Regions from separate parts of the Homo sapiens genome. Here region 1 is linked to region 2. Evidence: chromatin loops called from intact Hi-C (ENCODE). Cell type or tissue: PC-9. All regions are shown on one strand. Links, peaks and the distances in the headings refer to the core of each region. The heading gives the core; the rest is flanking DNA. Region 1 holds the start of CYP4F3 (cytochrome P450 family 4 subfamily F member 3). Region 2 holds the start of LOC124900418 (collagen alpha-1(I) chain-like).

Region 1 (15,444 bases), core at 2,582-10,581, 190 kb before region 2:
TAGAGACAGAAAGGAGATTGGTGGTGTCAGGAGCTGTGGGGAAGTGGGAAGAGGAAGTGCTAATGGGGTCAGGATTTCCTGCTGGGTGGTGAAGATGTTCTGGACCTAGATAGTGGTGAAGTTTCCACAACACTGTGCATATACCAAATGCTACTAAATTGTACCCTTTAAAATGGTGAATTTTATGTTTTGTGAATTTTACCCAAACAAAAAATGCTATTTTATCTCAAATTTTTGTTAATTTGGGCTACTCACACGATATGCTGTTAACATCTTTCCATGACATCAAATCATTTTATGAAACATTATTTTGTGGTTTTAACAAATATTTGGGTTATGTATTCAAACCACTCTATTTCTTAAAAATGGCGTGATGTTACAAAATGATATAAAAGTGCTTTGTCTCACGTTGCAAGAATTGTCTTCATACAAGTTGACAGTTTGAGGTATCATTGGTTACAAATTGAGTAACTTCATCAAATAAGTTTTGGGGTAAAGATTTCATTTTCAAAGCAATAGATAACAACTATTTTTTGTCTTTCTACTCAATATATGGGTAGTTTACATACCGCAGTTACAGTGTTATAGTATTGTGTTTGTCTATGTACTTACAGTGAGTTTTGTACCTTCAGATGATTTCTTATTGCTCATTAACATCTTCTTCTTTCAGTGAGGAACTCCCTTTAGCATTTCTTTTAAGACAGGTCTGCAGATCCCTTAGGTTTTGTGTGTCTGGGAAAATCTTTATTTCTCCTTCATGTTTGAAGAATATTTTTGCTGGATATACTATTCTAGGATAAAAGTTCTTCCCTTCAGCACTTTAAATATGTCATGCCACTCTCTCAGCATATGAGGTTTCCACTGAGAAGTCTTCTGCCAGACATATTGGAGCTCCTTTGTATGTTATTTGTTTCTTTTCTCCTGTTGCTTTTAGGATCCTTTATCCTTGGCCTTTGGGAGTTTAATTATTAATCTTTTTTTTTTTTTGACAGGATCTGGCTCTGTTACTCAGGCTGTAGTGCAGAGGCATGATCTCAGCTCACTGCAACCTCTGCCCCCTGGGCTTAAGCCGTCCTTCAACCTCAGTCTCCCAAGTAGCTGGGACTACAGATGCATACCACCATGCCCGGCTAATATATATATATGGTAGATACAGGGTTTTGCCATGTTGCCCAGGCTAGTCTCAAACTCCTGGGCTCAAGCAATCCACCTGCCTCGGCAACCTAAAGTGCTGAGATTACAGGTGTGAGCCGCCCTGCTCAGCCTAACTATTAAATGTTTTGAGTTAGTCTTATTTGGATTAAATCTGCCTGCTTTTCTGTAACCTTCTTGTACTTGAATGTTGATATCTTTCTCTAGGTTTGGGAAGTTCTGTTATTATCCTGATCTCTCTCCACCTCCTCTTTAAGGCCAAGAATTGTTAAATTTGCCCTTTTGAGGCTATTTTCTAGATCCTGTAGGCCTACTTCATTTTAAAATTCTTCTTTCTTTTATCTTCTCTAACTGTGAATTTTCAAATAGTCTGTCTTCAAGATCACTAATTCTTTGTTTTGCTTGATCAGTTCCGCTGTTGAGGGACTCTGATGCATTCTTCAGTATGTCAAATGGATTTTTCAGCTCCAGGATTTCTTTGGTTCTTTTAAATTATTTCAATCTTGGTTCTTCTTAATTATTTCGATCTCTTTGTTAAATTTACCTGATAGGATTCTGAATTCCTTCTTTGTGTTGTCTTGAATTTTACTGAGCATTCTCAAAACAGCTATTTTGAATTATCTGCCTGAAAGGTCACATATCTTTGTCACTCTGGAATTGATCACTGGTGTTGTATTTAGCTCATGTGGTGAAGTCATGTTTTCCTGGATGGTCTTGATGCTTGTGAATGTTTGTTGATGTCTGGGCATTGAAGAGTTAGGCATTTACTGTAGTCTTTGTGGTCTGGGCTTGTTCGTACCTGTCCTTCTTGGGAAAGCTTTCCAAATATTCAAAGGGAATTGAGTGCAGTAATCTAAGTCTTTGATAACCACAGCTGTATCTACACAGGGAGCACCTCAATCCCAGTAATGCTGGGACTCTTGCAGATTAGTAGAAGTACTGCCTTGGTTGTCTTGGGTAAGATCTGGGAAAATTCCCTGGATTCCCAGGCAGAGACTCTTCTCTTCCCTTACTTTCCCCCAAACAAATGTGTCTCTCTCTCGATCTGTGCTGATCTGTCTGGAGCTAGGGGAGGGTTGACACAAACACCCCTGTGGCATCTACCACTGGGACTGTGCTGAGTCAGACCTGAGGCCACCACAGCACTGGGTCTTGCCCAAGGCACACAGTGACCACTGCTTGGCTACCACCTGTGTTGACTCAAGGCCCAAGGGCTGCATAATCAGCATGTGGTAAATCTAGCCAGGCCTTGTGACCTTCCCTTCAGTGCAGTGAGTTCCCCACATATCTGGTGGGTCCAGAGATACTGTCCAGGAGCTGTGGCCTGGAATCAGGGACTCCAGGTGCTCCATCCCACTGTGGCTAAGCTGGTACCCAAGCTGCAAGACAAGGTCCCCTTTACTCTTACCTCTCCTTTCCTCAAGCAGAAGGAGCTTCTCCCCGTGGCCACTACGGCTGGGAATGTGCTGGGTCACACCTGAAGCCCGTATGGCACTGAGTCTCACCCAAGGCCTGCAACAAGTACAACCCAGCTACCACTGATGATTATTCAGGGCCTATGTCCTCTTTAATCTGCAGGTGGTAAATCCTGCCAGGACTGGGTCCTTCCCTTCAAGGCAGCATGTTTCCTTTGTCCAAGAGTGTGTTTAGAAATGTTGTCTGGGAGCTAGAGCGTGGAATGGGAGCCTCAGGATGCTGTCTGGTGCCCTATTCTTCTGTGGCTGAGCTGGTATCCAAGCTGCCTCTCCTCAAGCAGAAGGAAGAAGTCTCTCCTGGAGCAGCAAGCTGTGCTGCCTGGAGTTGTGGGAGGGATGATGCTTGCCAAGACTCCCTTGGCTGCCCTGGCTGGTGCCTCACTAGGTTGTGTGCACCCCAAGTTCTCTGGCTCTGAGCCCAGCGCAGCACCAGGACTTGCTCCAGAATTGCAGTCCTTGTAGCTGGATTTACCACATACTGATTGTAGAGCCCTTGGGCCTTTAACAAACATAGGTGGTAGCCTTTCAAGTTTATTTAGGACCCTGGAGCACTTTAGCCTGCAATGGTGGTACTAGCTGGAACTCAGGTTCTGACCACTGGGATGGACAATTCCCTTCTGACTAGGGCTGGCCTAAATGCTTCCTCTGTCGGCACTGGCTAAATTCTACCCCATGTTGCTTTCTGCTGTGACAGGGCAGCACTGAGTTTCAATGCAAAGTCCCATGATCACTGTGCTCTCTCCCCTCCACTCAAGCACCCAGATTCTCTCTCCAGCCATGAGGCCACTTCTGGGAGATGGGGAAGTGTTAGTGTAGGCAATTTAAGACTCTTTTGGCCAGGCACAGTGGGTTACTCCTGTAATCCCAGAACTTTGGGAGGCCGAGGCAGGCAGATCACCTGAGGTCAAGAGTTCAAGGTCAGCCTGGCCAACGTGGTGAAACCCTGTCTCTACTAAAAATACAAAAATTAGCTGGGCGTGGTGGCATGAGCCTGTAGTCCCAGCTACTTGCGAGGCTGAGGCTTGAGAATTGCTTGAACCCGGGAGGCAGAGGTTGCAGTGAGCTATCGTGCCATTGCACTCCAGCCTGGGTGACAGAGCAAGATTCTGTCTCAAAAAAAAAAAAAAAAAGAAAAAAAAGAAAAAGAAAAAAGAAAAAAGAAAAAAAACCTGTCTTTTGTACATTCTTTAGTGCCTCTTTAAATTTTTAATTTTTGTGGGTACATACTAGGTATATATGTTTATGAGGTACATGAGATATTTTGATACAGGCATGCAATGCACAGTAATCAAATCATGGAGAATAGATTATCCATCCCCTCAAGCATTTATCCTTTGTGTTACAAACAATCCAGTTACATTCTTTTCATTATTTTAAAATGTACGATTAAGTTATTATTGACTATAGTCACCCTGTTGTACTATCAAATAGTAGGTCTTATTATAGGTCTAATTAATTCTTTCTATCTTTATTTGTACCCATTAACCATCCCTAACTTCCCCTCACTCCTCCACTCCCCTTCCCAGCCTCTGGTAACCATCCTTCTACTCTCTATCTCCATGAGTTCAAAGTACCTCTTTTTTTGATATGATGTTAAAACCAGATACCATGATCACTCACCTAATTTTTGGTTCTTATGAAGGTATTTTCTTGTGTGGATATTTGTTGTATTTGGCGTTCCTGTGGAGGAGACGATCAATGACGCATTTTATTCTGCCATCTTGCTCTACCTCCTCCTTTTTGTGATTCAGATGAGACTCCTTGACAGCTGGTGGCTAAATTTTCAAATGCAATATTTTTGGCAGAAAATATATTCACTCATGTAAAAAATAAAATGCACAGTGAAAAATGTTTCTTGTACCTATGCCCTTCATTTATCCAGTCTCGCCGTCTTTACAAAGGTAAACACTTTTACTTTTTCTGTATCCTTTCATAGTATATTTAGGCAAATAATACATGTAATTAATCTCCTTTGTTCAGGATGATGAATTGCCCCCCCCCCCCACGATGGTCAGTTCACCTCCCTGGGGCACAACTGTAAAACCCTCACAGCTCTAGCTGTATTCAGGGTCAACTCCACCAGCCATTTCATCCACCATATGACTCCTACAGATGAGATACGTAAGGTGCAGACAGGTTGAGAGATTTGCCCAAGGTCACACAGCCAGGAAATAGCAGAACTGTATCCAAACCTAGGCCTGGTGAACATCCACAATACCGCATGCCTCCTGCATGGTCTCAAACTCCTTCTCCTTGTCCTTGCCTGTGGACAGCCCCACTCATCTTAAAATTACATTTACGGCCAGGCACAGTGGCTCATGCCTATAATCCAAGCACTTTGGGAGTCCGAGGCAGGAGGATAACCTGAGGTTGGGAGTTGGAGACCAGCCTGACCAAAATGGAGAAACCTTGTCTCTACTAAAAATACAAAATTATCTGGGCATGGTGCTGCATGCCTATAATCCCAGTTGCTTGGGAGGCTGAGGCAGGAGAATCGGAGGCGGAGGTTGCTGTGAGCCAAGATAGGGCCATTGCACTCCAGCCTGGGCAACAAGAGTGAGACTCCGTCTCAAAAAAAAAAAAAAAAAAACCAAAACCAAAAAAAAGCAAAAAACCAAAAAAACATTTACTCAGTAGGCACTCTTTTTTTTTTTTTGATGATGAGTATCGCTCTGTCTCCTAGGCTGAAGTGCAGTGGCATGATCTCAGCTCACTGCAACCTCTGCCTCCTGGGTTCAAGCAATTCTCCTGCCTCAGCCTCCTGAGTAGCTGGGATTGCAGGCACACACCACCATGCCCAGCTAATTTTTTGTAATTTTAGTAGAAGCAGGGTTTCACCATGTTGGTCAGGCTGGTCTCGAACTGCTGACCTCGTGATCTGCCCGCCTCGGCCTCCCAAAGTGCTGGGATTGCAGGTGTAAGCCACTGTGCCTGGCCCAGTAGGCACTCTTTAAGAGCAGGTGTCACACAGTAGAAACTCTATGTAGACCATATGTAGACCATGAGTCACAGAGTGGGCACACTATGAAGAGCAGGTGGCAGCAGTAGGCACTCTTTATGTAGAGCAGGCAGCAGTGAGTAGGCACTCTTTATCAGGAGCAGATGATACTCAGTAAACACTCTTTATATAGAGCAGGTGGCATCTGTAGGCACTCTTTATCTAGAGCAAGTGGCATTCAATGGGCTCTCTCTCTTTTTTATTTTTTTGTGAGACAGAGTCTCACTCTGTTGCCCAGGCTGGAGTGCAGTGGTATGAACTCAGCTCACTGCAAACTCTGCCTCCCGGGTTCATGAGATTCTCCTGCCTCAGCCTCCCGAGTAGCTGGGATCATAGGTGCCCGCCACCACGCCCGGCTAATTTTTGTATTTTTAGTAGAGATGGGGTTTCACCATGTTGGCCAGGCTGGTCTTGAACTCCCGACCTCAGATGATCTGCCTGCCTTGGCCTCCCAAAGTGCTTGGATTACAGGCATGAGCTACTGTGCCTGGCCAGTAGGCACTCTTTATGTATTGCAGGTGGTACTGAGTAGGCACTTTTTATGTAGCGCAGGCAAGAGTAGGAACTCTTCATGTAGAGCAAGCAGCACTCAGTAGGCACCCTTTATGTACAGAAGGCAGCCCACAGTAGGTACACTTTATGGAGCACAGGCAACACTCGAGCAGGCAGCACTCAATAGACCCTCTTTATGTAGATCAGGAAACACTCAGTAGGAAGTCACCATATAGAGCAGGTGGTATCAGTAGGCACTGTTTATGTAGAGCACTTGGCACTCAGTAGGCATGTGTTATGTAGACAGCAACTGGTGCTCAGTGGGCACTCTTCATATACAGGGGGTGGCACTCAATAGGCACTCACTATGTAGAGCAGGTGGCACACAGTAGGCACTCTATGAGGAATATCAGGAACTGAGTATACAGGGTTAATGTAGAGCACCTGGCACACAGTAGGCACACTTTATGGAAAGCACTTGGCACAGAGTAGACAGGATTTAGCACCTGGCACACAGTAGCTGCCCTTCATTTAGAGTATTGGCACACAGTAGAAGTACTTTCCATGCAGCCTTTGTGCAGAGTAGAGACTGGCACACAGCAGCTCAAGTGCTAGTTGCCACCCTTTCCCTTCACTCCTTTTTGGGGCTCCCTCCTCTTAGGAGCCCTCATTGTCCCCCGCTAAGGCCCTCATCGAACATCCCATTTCCCAGATGGGAAGACTGCACCCAGGAGGGGCAGTACTGACCAAAGTCAGAGCAAGGATGAGGCAGAATGAGGACTCCATTCATGGTTCCCTGGCTCTGCCCTTCCCCTGCCTGGACCCCATCCGTTCCCTCTCATCCTAACCCTCCACGTCCCCGCTCTGTCCTCCTATACTGAGTCCGGCCTCCAGATTTGCTTTTCCAGCTGAGCTCTTAATCTCCAGAATCTGACCCAGGTAATCCTCAGTGGGGCTGGATTCTTTGTTCCCGTTCCTAGCAGTCAGGTCTCCAACAGGGCCCTGGACTGCCTGGAGGCAAGACTTGAACTCCATCCAGCAGCAGGGGGATAGAGGCTTGTCTCTTCCAGGTTGCCTGATTCAGCATCCAGAAGTGGTACACGGTGTCCTACCGGCCCAGGGTTAGAGAGGAGCACAGGAGATGATCTGGAACAAGGCTTGGCCTGGCCTGGCTCGCTTGACACCTGAACTCTCAAGTTCATGCTTTTATCTGCCACACACTCAGTAGGTGCTCTTTAAGAGCAGGTGTCACACAGTGGAAACTCTATCTGACCCCTCTCGGCTTACTCTCCACCTTATGTGGGAGGTGCTGAGACCTGAGGATCCAGTGCCTGTGCTGTGTCACCCTGAGCTGGTTCCTCTGCATCCAGCTGGTCTCCCACACCCAGGTTTTGGCCAGCTGCCCAGACATGGGAGCGGCACCCAGGCTGTGGGGATTGGCTGGCCCAGCCCAGCCCAGCCTAGCCTCCCACAGCCTTCCCTACATCAGGGGCCAGGGGAAAAAACCTCCCAGAAGAAGGGGAGAGGAGGTTGTGTGGGACAAGGTGCTCCTGACAGAAGGTGCCAGGGTGGGGGTGGTGGGCCTGGGGCATCCTAGCCTGTGATGGAGATGGGCACTGGGCAAGGGATTGGGCGCACACATAGGGGAGCCCCAGCCTTCCCACATTCTCCATTGCTGCCCAAGGCCCAGGCAGCTCCTGGTTGCTGGCTTGGAGGATGAGTGGTTTTCTAACTGAAACCAAGCCCCTGGCAACGTCCTAATGATTCAGGCTGGGCCTTTCTGGACTTTAATCAGTTTCTCTGTCTTTCTCAATCTAAGTGCTTACCGGGTAACTGGAGGCCACTTGGTTGCTGGTTTTGGCTGGGCCTTTCTGGACTTTACCCCTCAGCCCCTGTTTATCCATCCCTGTTTACTCTTACTGTTCTATCTCCAGCACTGCCCGTCTCTGCCTCTCTCCACTGTCCCTGGAGCTCCCTGGGCCCTTCCCTGGGCCTCAGGACCTCACTCACCACCCCATCTGCCCTGCAGGATGCCACAGCTGAGCCTGTCCTCGCTGGGCCTTTGGCCAATGGCAGCATCCCCGTGGCTGCTCCTGCTGCTGGTTGGGGCCTCCTGGCTCCTGGCCCGCATCCTGGCCTGGACCTATACCTTCTATGACAACTGCTGCCGCCTCCGGTGTTTCCCGCAACCCCCGAAACGGAATTGGTTCTTGGGTCACCTGGGCCTGGTGAGTGTGGCAGCAGGACGGGTCTGGGGTCTCAGGGTGGATGGACTTCCTGAGGGGTAAGAATGAGGCTCAGGTGAGAGGGGGTGGGCTGGGGTCTGGGGTGGCAGAGAAGCAGGGGAGGCGTCTTACTCATTCCTCTGCTTACTCATTTCTGTGAGGTGCCAACCCAAGCCCTTCTCACCTCCCTGTTCTCCCACTCTTGGCCTGTGTTGAATCCTTTTCCTGCCTGTCTTTCCACATTAATGCACCTCTGCGGGGCTCTTGGGCAGGGGGTTGGGTGCACAGAAAGGTGAACCCCTGGCGTTCCCACATTCTCCATTGCTGGACTCGAGGCCTCCTGTACCCACTGTTCAGGGTCCTCTCCCTACCTGGCCTATTTCCTCTTATGAGGGTATAGGTGGGCCAGAGGAGAGGTGTGGGCTGTCTCTCACCTCCACCACATCCGGAGGCACCTTCCTCTTATCTTGTTCCTCCCCAGTAAGATGTCCCAATGGGGTCCTGTTGCCAAACCCACATAAAAGTTGGCCACTCACTTCCCCTTTCAGAAGCCTTCCCTGACCTTTCTCCTCCCCCAGACCTTGCCCTCTGACTTAGACCTGCTCTCCCCTTTGCGGAACGTGGTCTCAATCTGCTCATTGCAAATGGCAGGATTGATGGGTGTGTCCACAGGTGAAGTGGGAGGGTGCACAGGATGCACTAGCACAGAGCCTGGTGCAGAAGCTTCTCCCAGGTGGGAGCCACTGTCATGATGGACAGTTAGAGTCACCTCTGCTCCCCTAGTGACTGCTGAGAAGGGAAGGTCCCCTGTGTGCAGAACCTTCTCCATGGGAGGAACTGGAACCTGTGTGGCTGGTGGAGGAACCAGCCAGGGCATGAAGGGATGTGGGGACCAGCCTTAGGGACATGTCCTGAGTCCACACTGCTCCCCACAAACCTCCCCTGTGAGGACCTCCTCATATGCCCACCTCTGGGCTGAAATGACTCCCAGAACAAGGAAATTTTTCCTCTCAAGCTAAGTGGGCCTCTGTGAGTGGACAGTGTGTCTTTTCCTTCTGCCTTGGGATGCGCTCTTGGGACTTGGGGGTGGCCCCAAGAGAGATAGAGCAGGAGGAATGTAGACAGATAGATAGGTAATAGGATAGATGGATGGATGGATGCACAGATAGGGTGAATAGATGGCTGGCTGGCTGGATAAGTAGGTGGGTAGATAGACAGATAGATAGATAGATAACAGGATAGATGGATGGATGGACAGATGGATGCATGGATAAGATGGATGGATGGATGGATGGATGGATGGATGGATGGATAATACATACATAAAGTAGTAGATAAGATGGATACATTAGGTGGATAGATAGGTAGAGTGGATATGTAGGATGGATAGATTAGATGGATGGATAGATAGCTAGATGATTGATAGATAATAGGATAAATGGATGAGTGGATGAATGTACAGATAAGATGGATGGATGGATGGATGGATGGGCAGATAGATATATAGATAGAAAAGTTAGATAGGATGAATAGATTAGATAGATAAATGAATAGATAGATAGGTAGGTAGATAGATAATAGGCTAGATGGATGAATGGATGCACAGATAGGATAGATGAATGGATAGATAGACAGATATATAAGATAGAATGGATGGATTAGATAGATGGATAGATACATAGAAACATAGGTAGATAGATAGATTAGATAGATAGATAGATAGACAGATAGATACATACATACATACATATATAGATACATAGATAGGTAGATATGTAGAGATATATATAGGTAAATAGATAGATAGATAGATAGATAGATAGATAGATAGATAGATAGATAGATAGACAGACAGGCAGACAGACAGATAGATAGATAGAAGAGGGAGTTTATTTCGGGAATTGGCTCACAGGATTATAGAAGCTGAGATGCGTCATGGACTGCTGTCTGCAGGCTGGATAAACAGACACTGGTTGTGTAACTGAGTCCAAAGGCCTGAGACGGTGGAGTTCTGGTGTCCAAGGGCAGGAGAAGATGGATGTGCCAGCCCCACAACAGAGCAAATTAGCCTTTCCTCTGCATTTTTGTGCTACCTGGGCTCTCAACAGATTGAATGAGCTCTGCCCACACTGGGGAGGGTGATTCTTCCTTCCTCAGTTTACCAAATTGAATGCCAGTCTCTTCTGGAAACACCCTCACAGACGGATGATCAACTATCTGGGCATCCTTTAGCCCAGTCAAGTGGACACCTAGAATTAACCATGACAGGAGGTGACGGCCCCTGCCTTGCTTGCAGGTCACCCCCACGGAGCAGGGCATGAGGGTCCTGACTCAGCTGGTGGCCACCTACCCCCAGGGCTTTAAGGTCTGGATGGGCCCCATCTTCCCCGTCATCCGTTTTTGCCACCCCAACATCATCCGGTCTGTCATCAACGCCTCAGGTACCACCTGGAATACTTGGTGGTGGGTGCTATGGTGCATTTGAGGCCTGCAAGTCCCTCTATCCCCAAGCCGTGTGTGGCCCCTGCAGTACTCTGGTCTCTCCTTTCCTTCTCTCTCAGCCATCTTCATCTTTCTTTCATGTATTCACTAATTCCCATCTCAGCATCTCCTCTCTCCATTGCCATCTGACCCCCTGTCCTGGTGTTCTGGGCTGCCCTGGGGCCCCAAGAGACCTCAACCCAAGGCCCTGTCCTGGAGGAACCCCCAAGCTTAAGGAGGTGGATGTGGACAGAGACATCCCCAACTTCATGGGGTCAAGAAAGGGCCAGAGGGAGATGGATGACAGCCCAGAGAAGAGCAAGTTCTCTGCTGGGGCAGGCTGGAAGCCTTCCTGGAGGAAGAGTTACTGGAGCCATGTCTGGAACAATGAGTAGGGATGTTTGAAAGGAGAGTGCAGGGTGATGCAATTGGGCATCGTTAGTGTTCAAGGCCCCTTGCCAGGTCTAGCGTCACCTTGCCTGTCACAAAGGTTAGAACAATGAGGACTTGTGGCTGGTGGAGGATCTGGACTGTTATTTCTGTGATGTCCATCTCTGGTGTGGGTCAAGTCCTTTTACCCCATCCTGTAGTTTGTCTGCCCTAAGTTCATTGCTTTTCTGCTCTAGGCCCTGGGAATCTCCAAAAGGAGACTCCAGCCTAGTTTGGGGCCCTCTCCTTGACCCCTGTGCTTCCCTTCTTGGACAGGCCAGGCTGAGCAGGGAAACAGGCAGCATCCTACAGAGACCATGGCTCTGGCCTCAAAATGCTGAGTGACTCTGGGCTGGTTCCCAGCTGTCTCTGGTTACTGAGGTCTCTTTCAGTTGTGAGTGGTGGAAATCCAACCTGGTGTAGTCTAAGCAAAGAAAGAGAATCTATTGATTTTAAAGTCCAGGGAGGATGGCCTTCAGGCATGGCTGGATCCAGGTCTCACACAGTGTTACTTCCTCTCTTGGCTTTAGCTTTCTCCACGCCACTTTTGGCTTGTCTTCCTTTCTTGGCTTTAGCTTTTTCCACGCCACTTTTGCTTTCAAGACAGTCTTTCCCTCATGACGTCAACAATGAGTCCTAGAAGCTCAATTCTCATGGGAAAGCCCACATTTCCCCCAGAGTTCCCAGAAAAGGCCCATGATTTACTTCTCCTGGCCTGGATCACCAGATCAATTTTTCACCCAGTCCCTGTGTTTCTGATTGCCTAGTCTCGGCAGGCCTGGGCCTTCTAGAGCTACTGTTTTGGGGGCACAAAGAAGTTTGATGGTTAAGGAATCAGGCCATGGGTGCAGATAGACCCAGTCTCAGGCCTCAGGTTTGCCATGGTCTGGGACTATGGGCAAATTACTTTATCATTTAGAGCCTCAGTCTCTTCATCTGGAAAATGGGATGAATGAGAGCCCAGGGAACATGGTGTGTGGATCCACATGGGGAAAGAGCTTTTCTGTCTGTGTAACTGAAGGACTGGAGAGTCCTGCATGGAGGATGTGAGGAGGAAGCCCAGTGGGGGCTCAGCACTGAGAGGGAGATGAGATGCTGCTTGAAATTCTCAGGGAGAGGGCTTCCACCTCTTCCCTGCAGATCCTTCTCTCTCGCAGCCTAGGAGAGCATGAATTGGGTCCTGTGTCTTTCTCTCCAGATTCACAGCTCGGAGGAAGGTCTCCTATACACACAAAGCCTGGCATGCACCTTCGGTGATATGTGCTGCTGGTGGGTGGGGCCCTGGCACGCAATCGTCCGCATCTTCCACCCCACCTACATCAAGCCTGTGCTCTTTGCTCCAGGTAGACACTGCACTGGCCACTCCAGGTAGACACTGCACTGGCCACGCCTTGCCCACAGCTGGGGTCTCTGTGCTGCCTCCAGCGGGTCGCGTGCCCATGTGCAGACAGGAGGGGCTGTGGTGGAGATGCCACTGCTTCCATCTCCCCTGGACTTCCATCTGTCTGACCTCTGTTCCTGTTTGCTCATGTCTGGGAAGTGTCTCTATGGTGGCTGTTATATGGTCAAGTCTGCTGTACGGCTACGTCTTGTCACCTGTATATTTACACCTGGGTCCTGGTTACACCTGAAATATGTTATACCCGGTTACATCTGGTATATCATTCCAACTGAGGTCATGTAGAGCTGGTCATGTGTGGAGTTCATGTGTGGCCAAGGACATTTGGGGCATGTGAGGGGCTGTTTTGTTCTTGTCGCAGGTGCTGTTTGACACTGCCGTTTTCTCCTGCTGGTCACATCTGGGCCATGTTTGGGGGTTGTGTGAGGTCTGGGACCCAGGGTCCCTAAGTGAACTGTCTGAGACATTATTTGAGTCTTGTCTGAGGCATGTGTTGTAGTATGTTTGGGTCATACGTGAGGAACAGTCTGGGTCACGTGTTGGCTATGTCTGGGTCGTTAAAGGTACCATATTTATATTCAACCTGGAGCCTGTATGTGGAACACGCTTTTAAGGTCATGTTAGACCATCTCATGTGCATGTTAGAGCATACCATCTCATGTTAGGAATTGTCATGTATTTTGTGGCCATGTCAGGACTTGTGAACACATGTCAGTGTCATGTCTCATGTCTAGGTCCATGTCAGAAGATGCCATGTGAGAATATGTCAGAGAGTGCTGGGACAGACAGGGTGTCCTAAGTCCTTGTGAAGGCATTCTGTAGAGTGCTGAGCGTGTTCAGGGTTTGCAGAACATGTTGGATCATGTAGGAGGCATGTCAAGGCATGCTGGAGCCCTGACATAGCTCCTACGTGCCATGTTAGGCAGTGTCATTGCTGTGCTGTGCTGCCGTAGCCTGGTCTGGTCTTCCCTCCCCTCCCCCATCCTGCCTTCTTCCTCTCCCCTTGACCCTCTTCTTGCTATGTGGGGCTTGGAGGGAAGAAGTGCAAACCTCTTGCTGGGAGCCTCCCCCCACCCCCAAAGTTCCTCCTTCACCTGCCTCCATGGCCCCTGATTGTCCTCATTTATGTCAGCTGCCATTGTACCAAAGGACAAGGTCTTCTACAGCTTCCTGAAGCCCTGGCTGGGTGAGTATCTGTAGGTGAACAGGGTTGGGAACAACCTGGGGGGCCAGGGGAGGGAGATGCCCTTGCCCATGGCCCTTGGCTGCCCTGCCAGGGGATGGGCTCCTGCTGAGTGCTGGTGAAAAGTGGAGCCGCCACCGTCGGATGCTGACGCCTGCCTTCCATTTCAACATCCTGAAGCCCTATATGAAGATTTTCAATGAGAGTGTGAACATCATGCATGTGAGTTATTTGAAGCCAAGGTCCCAGCTGCAGCCTTTGGTTGGGGGGAACCACAGACAGATCTAGTCTGGAATTTTGGCTCTGCTGGGTGCCTCTGGGCCATTGTCTTCCTCTCTGAGCTTTGGTTTCCTCATCTGTAAAATCCCTACTTAAAAGAAGGTCAAGGTGATGTAGTGGAGTCATGTCTCTGGCGCATAGTAGGTGCCCAGAAGGTGTCTGTTTCTATGTTCGCGTCACCCGAACCCTGTAAACTCAAGAGGGTAATGACAACAATTGCATAATAGCTGTTGCTGATAAGAAACAACCTGAAAACTCATTGGTTTAAACCAATAAAGGTTTATGAATCCTGATAAGTCTGTGGGACAGTTCGTGGATTCTTCTGGATGTGGATGGAAGGGATCAGTCATGGTACATGAGCAGCCTGGGGTCAGGTAGGCAGCCTTGCTGGTGTTGGCTGAGTTCTCTCACATGTTTGGGTTTTGGCTGGCTTCAGACCGATACAGATGGCCTCAGCTTAGACCCCTGGATGTTCCTCCATCTGATTCTCTCCCTCCAGAAGGAGTCCCATGGTTTACAATACAGATAGGGTTCCAGGGAATAAGATGAGGCTTAGCTTCATTAGTTATCACCTCATCATTTTTACCACATTGTATTTTGACATCAAAAGCCAATAGTCCAACACGGAATCAATGGCAGGGGGTAAAATAGGCTCTGTCTATTATTGGGAGTTGCTGAAAAAGCACATTGCAAAGGGTGTGGATATGGGGAGAAGGGAAGAATTGGGGCGAAGGTTTTGTGAAGTGTTTAGAATTTTTTAACTTTAAAATTGATGTTAAGCTAGTTACTGTTTCATAAATTATTCTGGAAGAACAAGAAACTCCTGGGTCAGAGACAAAGGATAGTTTTACTACTCATGACACAGAGAGCAGCATGTGTTGCTTGTTAGATTGCACTTCTTCTCCAAGCCTCTCAAATCCCATGGGCTGACACAAGTGGGCTTCTATAAATGCCTGCTGACATCATATATTGCATTACAGGGAAGGGGCATTAGGCTTAGGAATCTGTTTTTATAGCAAGCAGAAGCAGCATATCCAGGGGGTGTCCCTTATCCTCAAAGTTATTTTCTGCAAACACAACTCTGAGAAATTTTTCAAGTTAAGAACATCAGCGTGTTGCATTTGTGACATGCCCAGAAAGGGTGCTCAGGACTCATGGAGGACTACCTCTACAAACCTAGGATATTTTTATAATCAATTTATAACTGCAGATGAGGAAACCCAACATTTATTGAGAACTCACAATATGCCAGAAAAAATGCCATGTGCCCATTCCATGATACGAGTATATATTGTCTAATTTGATTTTAACAACTCTGCAAAGGAGAGATT
Region 2 (15,444 bases), core at 2,657-10,656:
ACACACACAAAACTGAAATGATTGTAGGTGCTCCCACAGTGCCTACACACATTGGGTTTCTCTCCAGAATGAGATCTTCCATGTATTCGAAATGAACTGGGAGAGTCAAAGGTTTTCCTACCCACCTTGCATTTGTAAGGTCCATCTCCACTATGCATTTTCACATCTTTGAAGGTTTGGGGGGGAAGTGAATGTTTTCTGAAATTCCTAACATTCATAGAGGTTTTCTCCACTGTGAGGCCTTTCGTGTATGTGAAAGGAGTGGTGAAAACGAAAGGCATTCCCACATGGCTTACATGTATATGCCTTCTGTCTACATTCCTGATATTCACAGGGTTTGCGTCCAAGGCGATCTCTGATGTGCCTTTCAGTGGATGGATAGCCCACGCCGACCTCTCCACACACATGGCTTTCAGGTGGCTTTACTCCAGGAGGCGTTTTCTTATTCAGATTATGACCTGGAATCTGGCTGAAGGCTTCTCCACATTGACTACCTTCTTTATTTTCACAGGGTCTCTCTACCATATGATTTCTGTACAAAATAAGTACATTATTAAGTATTTTTATAAATAATTTATTTGTTATTGATGGGTATTGGATTTATGTGGAGTTTTTTGGAGACAGGGTCTCACTCACTCTGTTGCCAGGCTGGAGTGCAGTGGTGCGATCTCAGCTCACTGCAACCTCCGCCTCCCAGGTTCAAGCGATTCTCCTGCCTCAGCCTCCTAAGTAGCTGGGATTACAGGCACCCGCCACCACACCTGGCTAATTTTTGTATTTTTAGTAGATTCGGGGTTTCACCATGTTGGCCAGGCTGGTCTCAAACTCCTGACCTCAAGTGATCCACCTGCCTCAACCTCCTGGATTTATGTTTTTAACATCATCAGTGGAAGCATAGGTAGGATTTCTAACCTGTTTCCACTGTTTGGCCATGAATGGATTGAATGGTCTGCAGGAGCGCCCAACTACAGCTGCTATGAAAATAGAAATATTAACATGGGGTTTCTTCTTCTTTTTTTTTTAAGACAGGGTCTAGCTCTGTCACCCAGGCTGGAGTGCAATGGCACAATCTTGGCTCACTGCAACCTCTACCTCCCAGGCTCAAGCAATCCTCCCACCTCAGCCTCCCAAGTAAGGGGGACTTATAGGTGTGTGCTGGCACACCTAGCTAATTTTTTTTTTTTTTTGGTAGAGAATAGATCTCCTTATGTTGCCCAGGCTGGTCTCAAGCTCCTGACCTCAAGCAATCCACCCTTCTTGGCTTCCCAAAGTGCTGGGATTATAGGTGTGAGCCACTGCACCTAGCCTATATGTGGTTTCATAATAGTGTTTCCATGTAAACTTTTTTTGCAAACATATATATGTCTCATTTAAGTATATATTTATAGAGAAAGTTTTCTAAGAATAAACAGATTGAAACTGGGCTTGTTTTTAGAATTTCCTGACAGTCTACGATTCTCTTGATGGACACTGCTTTCTCTTGAAAATTACCTTAAATTTCTCCCAGGATTTTGGTACAGATCTTCAATGTTCTTATCTCCCCATTTCTTTCCTAAAATGCAGGTAGAGAAAAATCATTATGAATTATTACAAAATTATTTTAAAATTATTGAATTCTAGGTTCATGGTACACCATGACCATGGTACACTGGACTGCAATGGCACAATCTTGGCTCACTGCCACTTCTACCTCCCAGGCTCAAGCAATCCTCCCACCTCAGCCTCCCAAGTTAGGGGGGGCTACAAGTGTGTGCCAGCACACCAGCTAATTTTTTTGCCTATATATTTATCAAAGTATTTCTTTTCTACATTCCAAATCATTGAGCAGCTCAATTGATGAGTAAGAAAGACTTGTTCTCTAAATGACTAAGAAAAGAAATGTTGTCACCCTTAACTACAGAGGCCAGCATCCTGATGGTTTCCCGCATCACATCTCTGTAGAGTTTCGTCTGGGAAGGACCCAGCAAAGCCCACTCCTGTAGGGTGAAGTTGAAAGCCACATCCTCAAAGGCTGGAGTCCTGAAGCATCCACATGTGTAGAAAAGGATGGTGAGACTGACAGCCCTGGGTATCTGTACTTACCACATAATAAGTTCACATGATTCCATGTTCTCCAAACATTTCTTCTATGACTTGGTTATCACACCTCTTACGCTGTGTATACTTACTTCCTCTCACATAGCAATTCCGATGCTAGAATTATTTGGTAAAGCAACCATGAAACACAAATACAGCTCTCCTTGGTGGGTCCAGGGAGTAGGATGTACTGCCTGGGTCACCCTAATTTCTCTTCACACAGTGGGTCTATAGCACCTGTCATAAAAGTCCTCCTACCACCTAGTGTGCAGAAGAGACTTAACATTAGGAGTCCTGAAACTCTGTATCCTTAGAAATGTTTGTTCACAAAGTTTGATCTTTGATAACATATGGGATATGAAATTTGGATGGGATACCATGAACCCAACTGATAAAAGAGTCGTATAATTTCCTAAAACTGAAACCAATAAGCAAAAACCTCTTTGGAAGCAGTAAAATTTAGGAAAACCTAAATTTTAATTGACGAATTGCTGGAGATAGTGTGGACAATTTGAGAGTTAAAAATGCCAGGAGGCCCAGACCTAAGGGGTCCCCACTAATTAGTGACATGCACCTCCAGAAATCCTACCAGCTCTTCCAGTGAAGATGAGAGAAAAACTGCTTCCTGCTTTTGGCAGAAGATGTGAAAGATTAGCCATTTTGAAATATGCCCAGAGAATGCTATTCTTCTTAACATCTCCTGCCTTCAAAAGAAACTATTTCCCAAAGCCTACCAACTGGGATGCTGGCAGAGCTGACCTCCTGAAGCAAGAGAAATACCCAATTCCACCCACTTCAATCTCCCTGCCACAACTAGGGAAGGGTGAGAATGAGAAGTACTTAAGAAAGCTACAACCCAGAAACACAGGATTCCAAAAAATGAGGCCAAAGCATAGGTCAATGGAATGCTTCCCCACACCCCACACCTTACTGCCACTTCAAGAGGGCTTCTGTATTACAACAGCAGAAAACAAGTGAGACAGCTGCATGCCTTATGCCACATTTACGAAGTCACTACGGGCACACATACAAGCTGAACAACATTGATGAAGTTGGCATATTTCTAGAAACACACAACATAGGACTAAGTCATAAAGAAAGAAAAAATTGGGCCAGGCGCAGTGGCTCATGCCTGTAATCCCAGCACTTCGGGAGGCTGAGGCAGGCGGATCACAAGTCAGGACATCGAGACTATCCTGGCTAACACGGTGAAACCCCGTCTCTACTAAAAATACAAAAAAATTAGCTGGGCGTGGTGTCGGGCGCCTGTAGTCCCAGCTACTCGGGAGGCTGAGGCAGGAGAATGGCATGAACCCTGGAGGCGGAGCTTGCAGTGAGCCAAGATCGCACCACTGCACTCCAGCCTGGGAGACAGAGCAAGACTCCGTCTCAAAAAAAAGAAAGAAAAAATTGGAGCAGATCTACAACTAATAAGGAGATTGATGCAGTAATCAAAACCCCTCAACTCACAAAAGCCCAGCACCATACAGTTTCAGCGATGAAACAGACCAAACACTTCAGGAAGATTAACACCAATTCTCCTCAAACTCTTCCAAAAACTTTAGGAGGTAGGAACATATCCTAGTTTATTCCTTGAGGCCCTGAAATTGTGCTGACAATAAAGACAATGATACAATATTTGATTTGCAAATATCCCTTATGATTATTGACGCAACAATCCTCAAATAAATACTCCAAGGTACAGGAATCAAAACAGTGTGGTACTGGCCTAAAGACAGAGATATACATCACTGGAATAGATACAGGGGCCAAGAAAGATACCCATATATATATGGTAAAGTGATTTTTGACAAGAATGCTTAGATAATGCAATGGAAAAAGGCTGCTCTATTTTAAAAAATGGTGCTGGGAAAACTGGATAGCCACATGTGAAAAAATAAAGTTGGACCCATAATTTATATAACATAGAAAAATGAAATAAAAATGGATTAAAGACTTAAAGGGACCAGCTCAAACCAAACAACTCTTAGAAGAAAGTGTTAAACAAAACTTATGAGAGGCCACTGTTTTGGACTGAGCTCCTGCACTAGGCCCCAGCAGACCAGAACAAACCAAAATGGAGTCACTCAGGCTAAGTACCACATAATCAAACTGAACCTTTAAGGAAGGAGGCAAATCCTCAAATGCACCAGTTTTTCCTGAGAGCAGGAGAGTCACAGCAACCAATAAAAAAAACAAAAATAAAACCCAGCCAACCTGAGCTGGCATAATATATAATAAGGCCGCTTACAAAAAAGGAACCTAATGATTTTTTAAATTGTTCTGTTTTGTTGTTCCTCTTACAAGAATCACCTATTCCATTATACAAAGCAGGAGTTCTTATTCTATTTTATAGAATGGGATGCTTCTTCGGTTCAGGAATTGCGAATAAAAGCTAAGTAGATCTTTAAATTTGTTTTAATTTTTTTTAAACCTAAGGCAAATGTTTAACCCACCCTTAGCCAAAATACAAGGCCTTCTTTATTTCCCTCCGAAGAAGAGGCAGACCTTAGGATAAAGCTTTCTTCTGGTCTCTGTCATCTCCCTGCCAACCACCACCACCACCACCATCACCTTCTCTCTAATCTTGTTTGCTCCTCCCTGTGAAAGAATCATTCCTAACCTTTGAGGTGTTTTTTCTTTTTCTTTCTTTTTTTTTTTTTTTTTTTTTTTTTTGAGACTGAGTCTTGCTCTATCGCCCAGGCTGGAGGCAGTGACGTCGTGATCTCAGGTCACTCCAACCTCTGCCCGCCCTGGGATTCAAGCAATTCTCCTGCCTCAGCCTCCTGAGTAGCTGGGATTACAGGTTTCTGCCACCACGCCCAGCTAATTTTTGTATTTTTAGTAGAGACAGAGTTTTGCCATGTTACTCAGGCTGGTCTTGAACTCCTGACTTCAAGTGATCTACCCGTCTTGGCCTCCCAAAGAGCTGGGATTACAGGCGTGAGCCACCACGCCCAGCTGAGATGCTTTTTCAAGAGTCGCCTTAACATGAAGTCACTGTGTGAGGGTTTCGGCTCTCGAGTCAAGATAATTCACTTACTTTTAAAAGAAAATACTCAGCGTTTGAAGAAACCAACAAAATCCCTCAAACTCAGTGTCCATATAGATAGGCAGGGAAGACAAATTGTAAGGCGCTTGTATTTTATATAGCTCAACAAGAGAAGCACAAGTATCTATCCCTTTCAGACAACAAAGATGTGCCATTTAATTATTATTTCCATGACAATACACAGTTGAATAAATCATTATATTTGAATGCTTCTTGGTGTTGCCAAGTCCTGACCCACAGGGTTTTGTATTAATCTCTGAAGTCCAGGTACCAGGAAAGAGAAGAGTTATTCACCGTCACAAGTTCTCACTCTGGAAAGGAGAAAAATGGATGTTTTAATGAATCTTTGTAATTTACCAATTTAACTATGACACTTTATTGTGGAAATGTATTCATTTCGCTGCAGCCATAATGGAAGAGTGATTTTCCTTACTTTGCTGAGATTCTCAGCCCCAGTAGCCTTCTCAAGGCTAAGCCCTGGAATTCCATTTGAAATCACCCAAAAGAAAAGAACAAATATGAGAAATGTATCACACGCCATCTGGGTAAGACAAAATGTAAATTAAAAGCTTTATCGGATGATGGGTGGCTCATGCCTGTAATCCGAGCACTTTGGGAGGCCAGCCGGTGGATCATTTGAGGTCAGAAGTTCGAGACCAGCCTGGCAAACATGGTGAAACACCATCTCTACTAAAAATACAAAAATTAGCCAGGTGTGGTGGCAGGTGCCTGTAATCCCAGCTACTCCGGAGGCTGAGGCAGGAGAATCACTTGAACCTGGGAGGCGGAGGTTGCAGTGAGCCGAGATGGCACCACTGTACTCCAGGCTGGGCAACAGATCAAGACTCTGTCTCAAAAAAAAAAAAAATTAATGGATGAAATATAAGGCTAGACATTTCTTTTCTTTTTTCTTTTTTTTCTGAAATACACCTCTTTCTTGCCTCCTTGGATATATTCTATCTTGTCTATCAAACTCTACTAATAAAATCCATTTGATATTTAATTTTTTAAAAACTGAGGTTCAGGCTGGGTGCAGTGGCTCACACCTGTAATCCCAGCACTTTGGGAGTTTGAGGCAGGAAGATCGCTTGAGCCCGGGAGTTTGAGGTCAGCCTAGGCAATGTAGTGAGACCCTGACTCTATTATAAGTAAGTAAGTGAAAAAAAAATTTTCAAGGTGACAAACCCAGGGAGGGGTAGGGCAAACTGGAATACCGGCAAGTCTGACTCAAGTGTCAGATCAGGTCATCCTATATAACCTCAGACATGCCCCAAACCCTGTGCTGCTCACATATATACTCAGTGACCACCCTCCCAGAAGACACTGCATTGTGTGCGTTTCAGCTTTTTGCGTCACCTCAGTGAAGGTGGTTTTCCTGTCCTTAGCCATAGTTTTCTCCCTTCACTAGGCTAAGAGGATTCAAAGGACAGGGATCATTCCAGTCTTTTCCCTTCAATAGCAGCATCTGAGTGGCTGACCAGAGAGGTATTTCCAAGAAGTGAAAACTGGGCTTGGGGTGAGAAAAGCTAAATGTCCTAAGGGGTTTCCTTTTAGATGACGGAGGGAGATACCAGGGGACTCCTCCCTCCCGGGAGGTAGGGGGAGGGGGTGCACCCGGCGGCTCCCCTGAGAGGCCCCACAGGCACATCTCAGGCTGTCCTCTGGGAAGAAATGACCCAGGAGCTGATATTCATGACCCTCCAAGAGACCCGGCAGCTTGTGGGCATCTCAGATGAGCCCCAGGCAGTTCTGAAACCCAGGACCAGGAAAAGATAAGAGGGTGGGCTGAGGTCACATCACCCTGTAACGTTTCCAAAAGGGAACTGTCAGGCCTCTGAGCCGAAGCTCAGCCATTGTAACCCCTGTGACCTGCACATATATGTCCAGGTGGCCTACAGGAGCCAAGAAGTCTGGAGCAGCTGAAAAACAAGGAAGTGAAACAGCCAATTCCTGCCTTAACTAATTAACCCACCTTACGACATTCCACCATTATGACGTGTTCCTGCCCTGCCCCAACTGATCAATCGACCCTGTGACATTCTTCTGGACAATGAGTCCCATCATCTCTCCACCATGCACCTTGTGACTCCCTCCTCTGCTGACAACAGATAACCACCTTTAACTGTAACTTTCCACAGCCTACCCCAGCCCTATAAAGCTGCCCCTCTCCTATCTCCCTTCGCTGACTCTCTTTTCAGACTCAGCCCACTTGCACCCAAGTGAATTAACAGCCTTGTTGCTCACACAAAGCCTGTTTAGGTGGTCTTCTATACGGACATGCTTGACACTTGGTGCCAAAATCTGGGCCAGGGGGACTCCTTCGTGAGACCGGCCCCCTGTCCTGGCCCTCATTCCGTGAAGAGATCCACCTGCGACCTCGGGTCCTCAGACCAGCCCAAGGAACATCTCACCAATTTCAAATCGGGTAAGTGGTCTCTTCACTCTTTTCTCCAGCCTCTGTCGCTACCCTCCAATCTCCCTGTCCAGTCTTTTTCTTCTCTAGTAGAGACAAAGGAGACACATTTTATCCGTGGACCCAAAACTCTGGCGCTGGTCACAGACTCAGGAAGACAGTCTTCCCTTGGTGTCTAATCACTGCGGGGACGCCTGCCTAATTATTCACCCACATTCCACTGGTGTCTGATCACCTTGGGGATGCCTGCCTTGGTCATTCACCCACATTCCCATGGTGGCAAGTCATTTGCGGGGACGCCTGCTTTGGCTGCTCACCCCCGCCCTTCTCCGTGTCTCTACTTCTCTCTTTAAACTTACCTCCTTCACTTTGGGCAATCTTCCGCCCTCCATTCCTCCCTCTTCCCCCTTAGCCTGTGTACTTAAAAACTTCTCTTAAACTAACACCTGATATAAAACTCAAACGTCTTATTTTCTTCTGCAATACTGCTTGGCCGCAATATAAACTTGACAATGGTTCCAAGTGGCCAGAAAACGGCACTTTTGATTTCTCCATCCTACAAGACCTAGATCATTTTTGTCAAAAAATGGGCACATGGTCTGAGGTGCCTTGCGTCCAGGCATTTTTTACACTTCGCTCCCTCCCAAGCCTCTGCTCCCAATGTGACTCATCCCAAATTTTTCTTCTTTCTCTCCCGTCCGTTCCTTCAGTCTCTACCCCAACCTCAGAGTCCCCTGAATCCCCCTTTTCTGCAGACCCCTCTGACCTCTCTCCCCCTCCCCAGGCCACTCCTTGGCAGGCTGAATCAAGTCCCAATTCTTCCTCAGCCTCCGCTCCCCCATCTTATAATTCTTCTATCACCTCCCCTCCTCAAACTTGGTCAGGCTTAGTTTCATTCCATGACTAGCTCTCCCCCACCTGCCCAACAATTTCCTCATAGAGAGGTGGCTGGAGCTGAGGGCACAGTAAAGGTTCATATACCTTTTTCTCTATCAGACCTTTCCCAATCAGTCAGCGTCTGGGCTCTTTCTCATCAGACCCCACTAAATATACACAGGAATTCCAATATTTGACTCAGTCCTACACTTTAACCTGCAGTGACCTAAATGTCATCCTGACCTCTACCCTCTCCCCAGATGAGCAGGAAAGAGTTTATACCCTAGCCCAATCTCACGCTAACACCCGCCGGCATCATGAGCCAGACCTCCAAGAAGGCATCAGGGCAGTTCCCTGAGAGGATCCTTGATGGGAATACCAGACAGGCTCCCCAGGTATAGCTAGGCGAGATTACATGGTCTCTTGCCTAGCTGAAGGGCTGAAAAAGGCAGCATACAAAGCTGTTAATTATGACAAGCTTTAAGAAGCCACCCAAGGTAAAGATGAAAATCCAGCCCAGTTCATGGCCCGTTTGGTGGCTACCCTTAGAAACTTTACAGCCCTAGACCCTGAAGGGCCAGAAGGCCATCTTATTCTCAATATGCATTTTATCACTCAGTCAGCTCCTGACATTACAAAAAAAGCTTCAAAAATTGGAATCTGGCCCTCAAACCCCACAACAGGAATTAATCAATCTCGCCTTCAAGGTGTTCAACAATAGAGAAGAGGCAGCCAAGCAGCAACGTCTTTCAGAGCTGCAATTGCTTGCCTCTGCTGTAAGACAAACCCCAGCCATGCCTTCAGCACACAAAAACTTCAGAGCAACCAAACCACAGCCTCTAGGCACTCCTTTAAAACCATCTCATGGACCTTGCTTCAAGTGCCGCAAAACTGGCCACTGGGCCAAGGAATGCCTGCAGCCCGGGATTCCTCCTAAGCCTGTCCCACCTGTGCGGGACCCCACTGGAAATCGGACTGTCCAACTAATATCACAGCCCCTTCTAGGGTCCCTGGAGCTCTGGCTCAAAGCTCTCTGGCTGACTCCTTCCCAGATCTCCTCGGCTTAGTGGCTGAAGACTGATGCTGCCCGATCGCCTCAGAAGCCCCTTGGACCATCACAGATGCCGAGCTTCGGGTAACTCTTACGGTGGAGGGTAAGTCCATCCCCTTTTTAATCAATACGGGGGCTACCCACCCCACATTACCTTCTTTTCAAGGGCCTGTTTCCTTTGCCCCCGTAACTGCCGTGGGTATTGACGGCCAAGCTTCTAAACCCCTTAAAACTCCCCAACTCTGGTGCCAACTTGGACAACATTCTTTTATGCACTCCTTTTTAGTTAACCCCACCTGCCCAGTTCCCTTATTAGGCTGAGATATTTTAACCACATTATCTGCTTCCCTGACTATTGCTGGGCTACAGCCACACCCCATTGCTGTCCTTTTCCCCAATTCAAGGCCTCTTTCGCATCCTCCCCTTGTATCTCCCCACCTTAATCCTCAAGTATAGGATACTTCTACTCTTTCTTTGGCAACTGACCATGCACTCCTTACCATTCCATTAAAACCTAATCACCCTTACCCTGCTCAATACCAGTATCCCAGCCCGCAGCAGGCTTTAAAGGGAACTGAAGCCTGTTATCACTTGCCTGTTACAACGTGGCCTTTTGAAGCCTACAAATTCTCCTTACAACTCCCCTATCCTACCCATCCAGAAACCGGACAAGTCCTAGAGGCTAGTTCAAGACCTTCACCTCATAAATCAGATTGTCCTTCCCATCCATCCTGTTGTGCCAAACCCTATACTCTCCTCTCCTCGACACCCCCTTCCACAACTCATTATTCTGTTATCCACCTCAAAGATGCCTTCTTTACCATCCCCTTGCATCCCTCCTCCCAACCTCTTTTCACCTTTACTTGGACTGACCCTGACACCCACCAGTCCCAGCAATTCACCTGGATTGTCCGACCCCAAAGTTTCAGGGACAGCCCACACTACTTTGGTCAGGCCCTCTCTCATGACTTTCTTTCTGCCCATCTGCCTCCCACCTTATTCAATATGTTGAAGACCTTCTTCTTTGCAGCCCTTCTTACCAATCTTCCCAGCAGGACACTATCCTATCCTACTTCTTCAATATCTCTACTCAAAGGGGTACTGAGTATCCCCCTCTAAAGCTCATATTTCCTCCCCTAGTGTTACATATCTCGACATAGTCCTCCATCAACATACACGCACTCTTCCTGCAGACTGTGTTCAGTTAATCTCCCAGACCCTATTCCCCACCACCAAACAACAACTCCTTTCCTTCTTAGGCGTTGTTGGATACTTCCGACTCTGGGTACCAAGGTTTTGCCATTCTAACCAAACTGCTTTACAAACTCACTAAAGGTAATTTAGCTGATCCCATAGACCATAAGTCCTTTCCCCATGCTTCCTTTCATTCTCTCAAAAAGGCCCTAGAAACAGCTCCCACACTAGCACTCCCTGACTTGTCCCAACCTTTTTCCTTACACACAGCTGAAACACAAGGCTGTGCTGCTGGAGTTCTCACACAGGAGCCAGGCCCACGACCTATAGCCTTTCTATCCAAACAACTTGACCTCACAATTCTAGGCTGGCCCTCATGTCTACATGTGGTGGCAGCTGCCGCTTTAACACTTCCAGAGTCTCTCAAAATCACAGGCTATGCTCCACTTACCCTCTACAGTTCTCACAACCTTCAAGCATTAATATCCTCCTCACACCTTTCACACTTGCTGTCTGCCCCTCGACATCTCCAGCTCTATTCACTCTTTATTGAAACCCCAACAATAACTACTGCCCATGGGCCCGATTTCAACCCAGCTTCTCACTTAGCACCCAACACAAGTCCTGGCCAACATGATTGTATCTCCCTAATACACATAGCATCTTCCCCCTTTCCTCATATTTCTATTTTTCCAATCCCAAATCCAGACCACACTTGGTTTATTCATGGCAGTTCCTCTAAACCCAGTCAAATCTCGCCAGCTAAAGCTGGTTATGCTGTCGTGTCCCATACCTCTATTATTGAGGCTGCTGCACTTCCTCCCTCCACTACTTCCCAACAAGCCAAACTGATTGCTTTAACTTGTGCACTCTCTGTCGCCAAAGGAATGCACATTAAAATTTATATTGACTCCTAATATGCTTTCCACATCCTCCACAACCATGCTACCCTTTGGACTGAAAGAGGTTTTCTCACCACACAAGGCTCTTCCATTATCAATACCTCTCTAATAAAGGCCCTCCTTAATGCTGCTCTCTTGCTGGCCAAAGCTGGGTTCATTCATTGTAAAGGACACCAGAAACCAACTGATCTTATTGCTAAAGGAAATGCCTACGCCAACAGGACAGCAAAAGAAACAGCAAATGCCTCCACGCCTGCAAATATTCTAGCCCTCACCCCAAAAGGCTAGTACTTTTCTTTCTTCTCTATCACCCCCACCTACTCCTCTTCTAAAAAACCTGCTCTACCAGTCTTTTCCAACTCAGGGCAAGTGGTTCTTAGATCATGGAAAATTCGTTCTTCCTGCCTCACAAGCCCAGTCTACTCTCTCTTCCCTTCATGACCATTTCCATATAGGATATAAGCCTCTGGCTGGCCTCCTACAGCCCCTCATTTCCATCCCATCATGGAAATCCATCCTTAAAACCATCACCTCTCAATGCTCTGTCTGCCATGCCACCAACCCCCGAGGTCTTCTCAGGCCTCCTCCTTTTCCTACGCATCAGGCTCATGGATTTCCTCCGACACAAGATTGGCAAATTGACTTTATTCATATGCCGCGTGTCTGTAAATTTAAATATCTCCTGGTTTGGGCCAATACCTTCACCGGATGGGTCGAGGCCTTTCCCACTAGCTCTGAAAGGCTACTACAGTCATTTCTTCCCTTCTGACAGATATAATCCCCCAATTTGGCCTCCCTACTTCCACAGTTTCTCAGGCTCTTGGTATTCAGTGGAAACTTCATACCCCCTACCGTCCTCAATCTTCAGGAAAGGTAGAACGGATGAATGGTCTTTTAAAAACACACCTCACCAAGCTCAGCCTCCAACTTAAAAAGGACTGGACAGTACTTTTACCACTTGCCCTCCTCAGAATTAGGGCCTGTCCTTGAGAAGCCACAGGGTACAACCCATTTCAATTTTATATGGATGCACCTTCTTACTCAGCCACAATCTTGTTCCAGACACCAGCCCCCTGGGCAACTATCTTCCAGTCCTCTAGCAGGCTAGACAGGAAATTTGCCAAGCTGCTAATCTTCTCTTGCCTACTCCAGATTCCCAGCCATATGAAGACACCCTAGCTGGACGATCAGTCCTTGTCAAAAGTCTGACCCCTCAAACTCTACAGCCTCAATGGACCAGACCCTACCCGGTCATTTATAGCACACCAACTGCCGTCCATCTGCAGGACCCTCTCCATTGGGTTCACCATTCCAGAATAAAGCCATGCCCATCAGACAGCCAGCTTGATCTCTCCTCTTCCTCCTGGAAGCCACAAGATTAGGCCGAGAGCCGATCAGACAAACAACCTACAACCCTTAAGCTCCTGGCAGCGCCCAGCCAAGGCCATGCTTCCTTGCAACACTCCTTCCAAATGGCCATCCCAGCATGCTTCCAAGCAGGCTTCATCCGTTCCTCTGGACCCTCATCTCTTAAGACCTGCCGCCTATAAAAAGGATTATATCTTGAGACCCTATCCTCTAAAATTTTTTCCACACCCAAAACAAAAAATCTCTGGGTCAAAAGTCTAAAACGCTTAGGCTGGCAACCATCAGATCCTTGCCCATGGTGTCCTCAAGCCTACTCTCATGAAATGGACAACAGTACACGCATATGGGGCCAGTTCCACATATTTGGCAACCAGACCAGCATCCAGGACAACACAAAGTATGTTGTTTGTTGTTAGAGGGCTTGGGACATTTCACTCTTTGCCAGCCTCAGCTTAATCCAGGAGACAAAGATTATTTTCCTTATTATCTCTTCTGCATAGGATCTGCAATCAGAACTATTGAACTTCTCCATTCAGACCGCCACTCACACCTATGGGAAAAGGGTAATGTATCATCGGCTTAGCAACAGGGAATACTATTCGTATGATGGAAAATGGGGACAAAAGGCTTTGGTACATAAAACATTATTCCTTCCTTGGCCTAAAAACTCATCGCCACCTACATTAAAGCTAATATGCCTGATTACTGTTTTTAGAGAACTTATTTTATTAGGGCAGTTCCAAGCTCAAAAATACGCTAACTGGCACCTTGTTAGCTACATAAAAATGCACCCTAGACCCGAAACTTACTAGACTCATTATAAAATTTTCTTTAAGGTGTCCACGCAGTCCCTGGTCACACTTGAAGCAGTCCGGAGAAATATCAGCCCTACCCCAGTAATCCCCAGAAGGAACTTACACTTTTTTTTAATCTTTTCCTACAACTTCATATTTTATAAATAAAAAGACAAAAATGTCAGGCCTGTGAGCTGAAGCTTAGCCATTGTAACCCCTGTGACCTGCACATATCCGTCCAGGTGGCCTGCAGGAGCCAAGAAGTCTGGAGCAGCCGAAAAACCACAAAGAAGTGAAACAGCCAGTTCCTGCCTTAACTAATTAACCCACCTTACGACATTCCACCATTATGACTTGTCCACCATTATGACTTGTTCCTGCCCTGCCCCAACTGATCAATCAACCCTGTGACATTCTTCTCCTGGACAATGAGTCCCATCATCTCTCCACCATGCACCTTGTGACCCCCTCCTCTGCTGAGGATAACCACCTTTAACTGTAACTTTCCACGCCTACCCAAGCCCTATAAAGCTGCCCCTCTCCTATCTCCCTTCACTGACTCTCTTTTCGGACTCAGCCCACTTGCACCCAAGTGAATTAACAGCCTTGTTGCTCACACAAAGCCTGATTGGGTGTCTTCTATACGGACACGCGTGACAGGAACCTCAACCCAAAGGCAGTCTGATGAGGTGTCTAAGATAAAAGTAGCGGCACAAAGGCTTTTGTAAACAGAGGCGTTTCATGTGGTTTTCCTTTCCTTTCCTTATATGTGAAAAGGTGACAGAAAAGAAATCTTCCTAAAAGAGTCAGCCACTGCTCTGTGGAACGATGATCATTTAAATGCCACGTCGATTTGAAACGTACAACAAAGGGACTAACAGTTGAGAACCATGTGGATTGCAGTGGAGACGCTGGCGTTAGAGAATGCGGGGAGGGAAACGTTCATTACAAGATTTACGGCCAGCCCAAGGGGGAGCGAGGCTGGGGGACCGGGTCGCGGAGACCCGGCTTCGCACACCTTTTGGAAGACTCAGGGAGAAGCGGGGGCCGCCTTCGGGGGGAAAGGCGGGACTGGGGAGCCCACAGGCCATGGCTCCTCCCACAGGATCCCCAGGCCGGAGGCGGGATCCCCCCATGATCCTCCCGTGGCCCCCGCACAATCTGGGGAGATGCGGAGCTGCCCAGAGAGGGCTCTGGGGCGACAGTCACTGCGCAGGGACAGGACAGGACTCCCGGAGTCCCAGCTGCCGGCCCAGCCCCACCCTGCGGCCGAGAGGACCGAGGGCCGAGCTGCTCCAGGGGAACTCGGGTCCCAGACCCCGGAGTCGCAGCGGACAGGCCCGGGTCCCGCCACAGCCAGATCCGGCTGGTTCCACCAGCTCCTCCTCCGGTCTCGGGACGTCCGGCCCCGCACACTCAGCATTTCCGGCTTCCGGGTGTCCCGGCGTCCTCCCCTGGGCCTGCTCACGTCGCAGAGGGGCGGCGACGGGGATTAGAGGGGAGGAGGGCCTGCGCGAGCAGCAAAGACCCCAAACCCCAAAAAACAAAGAAACCGCCAGAAACTGAAGCTTCCACAGCCCGCCACGTCCCCCGGCTACGGCTACGCTCCTGATTGGATAGTTAGTACGGCCCCTAGTGCCCCTGATTGGATACCGCTTCAGGTCCCGCCCCCTGGGGTTAGAAAGACAGGAGACCCGAGAAGACACTTGGCTGCGTGG

The links. Hi-C counts contacts between places; a loop is a spot of excess contacts. Peaks named below come from ENCODE experiments on the same cell type or tissue, not always from the same donor. Only the 100,000 strongest peaks of a DNase experiment are listed, where the experiment ranks them.
Region 1: it touches region 2 in a loop (4-fold over the local background); 10 of 110 quality-filtered maps call a loop at or near these places.

The regions. Positions count from the first base shown.
Region 1 is chr19:15,633,269-15,648,712 of GRCh38, forward strand. CYP4F3 (cytochrome P450 family 4 subfamily F member 3) reads left to right here and starts at 7,629. Exons shown (of 13, transcript NM_000896.3): 1 at 7,629-7,677; 2 at 8,147-8,345; 3 at 12,451-12,595; 4 at 13,784-13,837; 5 at 13,929-14,056. The coding sequence starts at 8,148. In PC-9, for the core only: no CTCF peak of the experiment used is centred there; DNase peaks (open chromatin) are centred at 7,443 and 7,863; H3K4me3 peaks cover 1,513 bases; H3K27ac peaks cover 3,300 bases.
Region 2 is chr19:15,821,786-15,837,229 of GRCh38, forward strand. LOC124900418 (collagen alpha-1(I) chain-like) reads left to right here and starts at 7,162. Exons shown (of 3, transcript XM_047439793.1): 1 at 7,162-7,553; 2 at 9,470-9,571; 3 at 13,433-15,444. The coding sequence starts at 14,617. The coding sequence ends at 15,222. UCA1 (urothelial cancer associated 1) reads left to right here and starts at 7,162. Exons shown (of 3, transcript NR_015379.3): 1 at 7,162-7,553; 2 at 9,470-9,571; 3 at 12,717-14,536. It also overlaps the pseudogene ZNF861P. RefSeq lists enhancers at 6,406-7,605, 13,153-14,352, 15,133-15,362 and a silencer at 14,783-15,002. In PC-9, for the core only: no CTCF peak of the experiment used is centred there; DNase peaks (open chromatin) are centred at 6,606, 7,106, 7,776 and 9,876; H3K4me3 peaks cover 5,216 bases; H3K27ac peaks cover 5,763 bases.